Linked DNA regions of Homo sapiens: region 1 is linked to region 2. The links are chromatin contacts, found by Hi-C or POLR2A ChIA-PET in ENCODE. All regions are on one chromosome and are shown on one strand. Each heading gives the region's core, a stretch centred on a gene start or an enhancer-like site at or near the end of the contact. The rest is flanking DNA. Distances are from core to core; before and after follow the strand shown.

Evidence for each region. A loop is a pair of places that touch in the nucleus more often than their neighbours do. ChIA-PET counts read pairs that join two places held with the same protein, here RNA polymerase II (POLR2A). Pooled maps may share reads with other maps.
Region 1: a pooled map of heart left ventricle shows a loop between it and region 2 (7-fold over the local background). The contact joins the promoter of MALSU1 here to the promoter of STEAP1B-AS1 in region 2. A Hi-C loop is called at or near these places in 5 of 50 pooled maps. POLR2A ChIA-PET finds 5 or more read pairs at or near these places in 2 of 52 experiments (WTC11 and common myeloid progenitor, CD34-positive).

Annotation. Positions count from the first base shown.
Region 1 is chr7:23,297,959-23,300,658 of GRCh38, reverse strand. MALSU1 (mitochondrial assembly of ribosomal large subunit 1) reads right to left here and starts at 1,320. Exons shown (of 4, transcript NM_138446.2): 1 at 1,051-1,320. The coding sequence starts at 1,306. RefSeq lists an enhancer at 1,014-1,503.
Region 2 is chr7:22,562,024-22,564,723 of GRCh38, reverse strand. STEAP1B-AS1 (STEAP1B antisense RNA 1) reads right to left here and starts at 1,387. Exons shown (of 4, transcript NR_038393.1): 1 at 1,294-1,387. RefSeq lists an enhancer at 861-1,362.

The DNA of each region.
Region 1 (2,700 bases), core at 71-2,570, 740 kb before region 2:
CAACTTTTATGGTCAGGGTGCTCAGATTACGCAGAGCCACTATACATCCTTCGCTATTAACCATATGCAAGTAGAACCAGACACCAGTGACAAATGACTTTCTACTAATACTTAAAAGGAGCAATACACCACAATCACAGAAATGCTGTGCAAAGAAAAACAGCACCACAAAATGGGTAGGAGGTGATATCCTGGAGCATATTAAATTGAATCTCAGTCATAACGGGTCACAGAATTGTGAGCTGGAAGGGCTCTTAGGCAGTATCTGGTCCACAACCTTCAGTTGAGAGATGAAGAAACTGAGGCCTAGGAGAATTACTGTGGCCTAAGATCAGTCACTGAAAGAGCTACATTTTTGAGTAATTATTATTTTGAACCTTCCAGTTTTCATATAAAACCACCGGGTTATTAACAACTGTTACCTATGAAAATCTAATTTTTTTTCCCGTAAAGATTTAGATATTCTGATCTTCAGCTTGGAGTATTACAGGCTGTAAATTTAAAAGCTCGCCCAAGTTCTAAAGCCGACTCCAAAGGACCTAGTAGCTAAGCCCACTAAGGCCTCTCCCTCTCATACTCTACATTCTTAGATGTGATCTGTTTACCATTCTTAAGTTTCTAAAAACGTCAGCAATAACTAGAGGATATTAACTTGGACCCATCTCCTACTGGCGCTTCCTACGCACCCCTTCGCACCCAGACCCTGGCTCCTCAGAATCCTCAAGCCCCAACAGTCCCCACAAACCCATTTCCCAGGATCCTAGGAAGAGGGTAAAAGGAAGTGAGGACGGTGAGACTGTGATGCCAAGGGTGGGAGATGGCCGTCCGGGAGGCTGGGATTCTGCAGTTCATCTCTTGCCCTCAATTTCTTCACTGTGAAACGGGAAGGTTGGCGCCAACAACCTTTGAAGTCCCTTCCAGCTCTGGATGTGCAGGAGTTTTGTGACTCCAAGAGAAATGCACATAGAGGGGAACCCAGAGCCACCTTGGCTGGGACCTGACTCCAGACTGCCCGGAGAGGGTCGCCTTCGTTCTTCTCCACGCCCGTACCTGCCGCGTCCGATTCTGGGCGTCCCTCGTTGACCGTCCCCTCCGCCCGCTCCTCCAGCCCAGGCTCGCTGTGCAGGCCGCGGACAAAGTTTGGGGTCTGGCAAGCCCGGCAGAACGCTGCTCCTACGGGAAGCCGCTGCACGGCCAGCAGCCGAAGCCCGGGCTCGGCTCCAACCGCGGACCCCGCCACCGAGGAAACCGCCCTGCGCCACATTAGTGGGGCGAGCAGCCGCGCCACACGGCCGCCCGGCCCCATAGCAGCAGCCTTGCGTCGGCGTCGCGGGTGGGTGGTACTTCATGGAGCCCGGCCGGGAAATTCTACGTCGATGCGTGGGCGGAGTCAAGGCCTGAAGGACGGACCATGGGCGGAGTCTGGAGCCCGTGAAGACTGCAGTGACCCGGAAGAGCTACTTGGGGATTAGGGCGTGCGGGAATAAAGAACTAGTGTTGCTTGCCCACCTTGCTTTGCTTTGTGTCGCAGTAGCGCATTACGTTGTCACTTTTTTTTTGGACTCTGTCCACTAATGTGAGGCTCATGAAGGCAATAATTTTTGTTTCATTTTTAACTCTTCTCTCCACAGCACCTAAAACAGTTCCTGGTACTGAATGTCCAGAAGTTGCTGTTAATCTGATTAGGCTGGGATTAGGACATATAATCTACCCTCTCTCATTACCAGAAAATATTCAAGATTCCCTTGCAAATTTGAAATTGCGCGAGGAAAATCTGTTATCCTGGGCTAGAGTGGGGTGGGAGGCAGAGGTGTAAAGGACCATTTGGAAACCGTTCTTAGGTCAGCCCATCATCTACACTCCCTGTATGGAGGAGTTTACGCCCAGGGGCGGTACTGTGGGGACCAGCTCTGTAAGAATAAGGAATTCTGAGGTGCCAGCTGCGGTATTAAGTCACAGGACTTGAGAACTGCGATAGATTCCTGGCACGGGTGGGGGGGTGGGGGGTTTTGGGGGCGTGGGACGCCGCAGGGAAGCAACTTGCCCAGGTCATACACTTACTGACTGCGTCAGAATCAGAAGCCAGTTTCTGGCTTCTGAACTCCAGGCCTGCTAACTGCTGAAAGGAAGGCTTCATAGAGAGCAAATATTTCAAATGCCTGAAACAGTGCCAGACACATAGCAGGCACTCCAAAAATGTTTGCTACATTATTTTAAATAATTCCAAGCACTAATTTTGGGAAGTTTTTTAAAAATAGAGAAATTAAGCATTTGTGTATATCACACCAGATATGTACAACCACTTCAAGTTATTTTTGAAAAGAAGAAAAACATTACAGATTAAGTTTCCTCTGTCCAATTTTAGCCCCATCCTCAATTCCATTTTTCCACAGGCATGAACTTGGCTTTTCTCCCAGCTTCTGGCATCCATTCCGTGTTCCCACCCTTCTCTGAACATCCCAGACCTGCTTTACCACCTGTATTTGCCAGCTCATTTAATGGGTCATTATCCCTTCAAAACTCCCAAACCCTAGACTTCATTCAGTCCAGGATCTTCATACAACAAACGAATCTGTTGTCAAAATCCTGCTTATGTGACCTCCAAAATGTTTCTGTGAGTTCAGCTTCTTGTCTTCATTTCCACTGTTTCTTCCTTAGTCCACACCCTCATTAGTTCTTGCCTAATTACAGAGACTGCCT
Region 2 (2,700 bases), core at 138-2,637:
ACCCAATGACTCCCATGGCTCACGTCCTTTGCTTCTTCATGAATTAATAATGTTTATTTTATGATGTCGTAGAAACCAGACATAGCCTAAGCCTGAGAAGTCTGGGAATGGTAGATGGTATAGTGTTGGGGAAACCGCACTTGCTGTTGAGTCAGGCTGGCTTGGGTTCAAATCCTGGCCTGGCCAGTTTTACCTTAAAGGGTAGCTTAGCCTCCCTGGGTCCCTGTAGTTCCCTCCAAAGGGGCCATTATGATGCGTTCCTTGAGCAGCTGTTGTGAAGATCACGATGATACATGGAAAACACCTTATACAGTGCTGCTCACGTAGTAAGGACTCCATATATTGTAATGGTTATCATTTTTTGTTTGTCGTAGCAAGGTGTGGGTGAACTAAGGAGCCTAAATGAGACTTCCCATGCAGAGGCTGAGAAAATGAAAGGTTACTGCTCTAGAAGAGAGGTGGGGAGGGTGCCACAGGCAGGCTACTGTTCGCCCTATTTTGCCTTGGGCAGACATTGATGCCCTGTCCCCACAGTCCTTTCACTCCCGCTGGGAGATGGCTTCCAAGGTGTGGCTCCAGGCCAAGGCCAATTACTGGGGTTTGCCTGTGGGCTGTAACTTCTTTACCACAGTCACCCTGAGCAGAAAGCCAAGCGAGTAATTTCGGAGCGCTTGTGTGCTGACACCCTTTTTGATGAGGTGAAAGGATCTGACTCAAAGCTAGCCCTCGACAGTGAAAATTAAGAAGTGTTTCTAAGCCTGAGAGGCAGCTTTGAGCTGTGTCCTCAGTCAGGAACGCATGTTGAAAAGAAGTTTGAAAGGCTCTGAACTCTTCTAGATGGTCCTGAATAGACACTCCCCACAGTCCACGTCCCGGGAAGGGGTAGACACAGCTATGAGCAGCCTAGCTTGCCGAAGCAGCAGGGCTTCTGTGCCTGTGCACCTCTGTCATGCCTGGAATGTCCCTGGAAGAGGGGACTTGCCCTGCTCAGCTCCCTCCAGGGAAGTTACCTGCTTCTCTGTCTCCTGCCATCACCCGAAGCCCAGCTCTGCCCTGGCTTAGGAGACAGGAAGGGAGCCCAGTCCTCAGTTTCCTTCTCCAACTGCAGTTCAGCCTGTCAGAGCTGGCAGTGAGAACCTGGGAAGTGTATTTTCTGCCTCTTCCCAAGGGGAAGCCCGTGGTTTTAGTGCTCAGCAGAGATCCCCATAGGCTAAAAAGTCTTAGCACCGATGATGTTCACCCCCAGGTGCAGGATACTGAAAATAGATAATTAATAATAAACAAGTACTCTACCTGACAGCAAGTGGGTAAGGGGTGACAGCCAGCGGAGCGTTGGTTTCCGATTCCTTCCTAATGTGGTTGCTGCTGGGCGGCTCTGCTGCTCGTTAGACAATCAGAGCTGCTGCCCTGCTAGTGTACGGTGGGGGGTGGGGAGCACAGCCATGGCGTGTATTTGCTGATAACTCAGCCCAACTCAGGTCCTTTTTAAATGACACTTCCTGATGCACGACCTTTTTCCCTGCAACACCTCTCCTTCAAAGACCCAGAAAACAAACACTGAGAATGAAGCCAGCCTGCTGCTTCCTGACCCTGGATGGATCCTTCCATATTCCAATATCACAGTCACGTCTGCAAACATCCATTCTATTAAAGCAGTATGCAGATGTAGGTCAGAATACAGAGCAGCAGATGTGTAGAACAAAGAAGTCTAGGGATCTAATATACAATATGAAGACTAAAAGAAAAAAAGAGCAGCATACATTTTGTGAGACATACTTAGAAAAGCAGCAAACCCGGGAAAATGAAGTAGGAGGCACAGTGGTTTCACTTGATCAAATCAGCTTCTGAAGCTGTATTGTGAGGGGGCAGGGAAGGTTGGAACCCTCAAGCATTATTTGGGGGAGTTCACAGGTTTTAAATAATTCCATAAGACTGATAACACTTTAATGAGTCCCTAACCAAGAATGAGATTGTTGTGGATTCACTGAATAATCATGGAAAATAGACAATTTCTATGAAAAAAAGTGAGCATGCTATGGGAGTTGATAAGGTAACAATGGACACAGCGATACCGTGTAAAGGCTCAGGTTTTTTCTCCTAGCATTTTGGATGCCTCACCTACATGTAACTGATAATAATCTGCTTCTTTGTACCAAGAACCACATGCAGCCTCTTCCATACACTAGCTCATTGATTCCCAATAACAATCGTACACAGGATGTATTATTTTCCCCTTCTTCAGAGGGCAGAACAGGATCAGAGAAGTTTAGAAACTGCCCTCAGTCACCCAGTAGGGAATGGAGCTCAACTGTGAACCCTGGAACTCCTGACTCTGAAATCTGCTTTTTGACTGGCTGACCACACAGCTTCCCAATGACAGCAGACAGGAGAGAGAGGAGGGAGGGAGGGAGGGAGGGAGGGAGAAAGGGAGAGAGAGAGAGAAGAAGAAGAAGAAGGAGGAGGAGGAGGGGGAGGAGGAAGAGGAGGAGGAGGGGGAGGAAGAGGAGGCGGAAGGGGAAAAGAGAACAGAAGGGAAGAGGGAAGAAAGAAACAGAAAGAGAGAACGAGTGCGCCCAAGCTGGAGCCAACAACTCTCCATACCCTCGGGTCTCCCTTCACAGGGCCTCTTCTTTCTGTGGCTCTGTGGTTCTCTGTCTTAGGATGCATTCTCACAATCACCTGGAGGGCTGGTCACAGTCC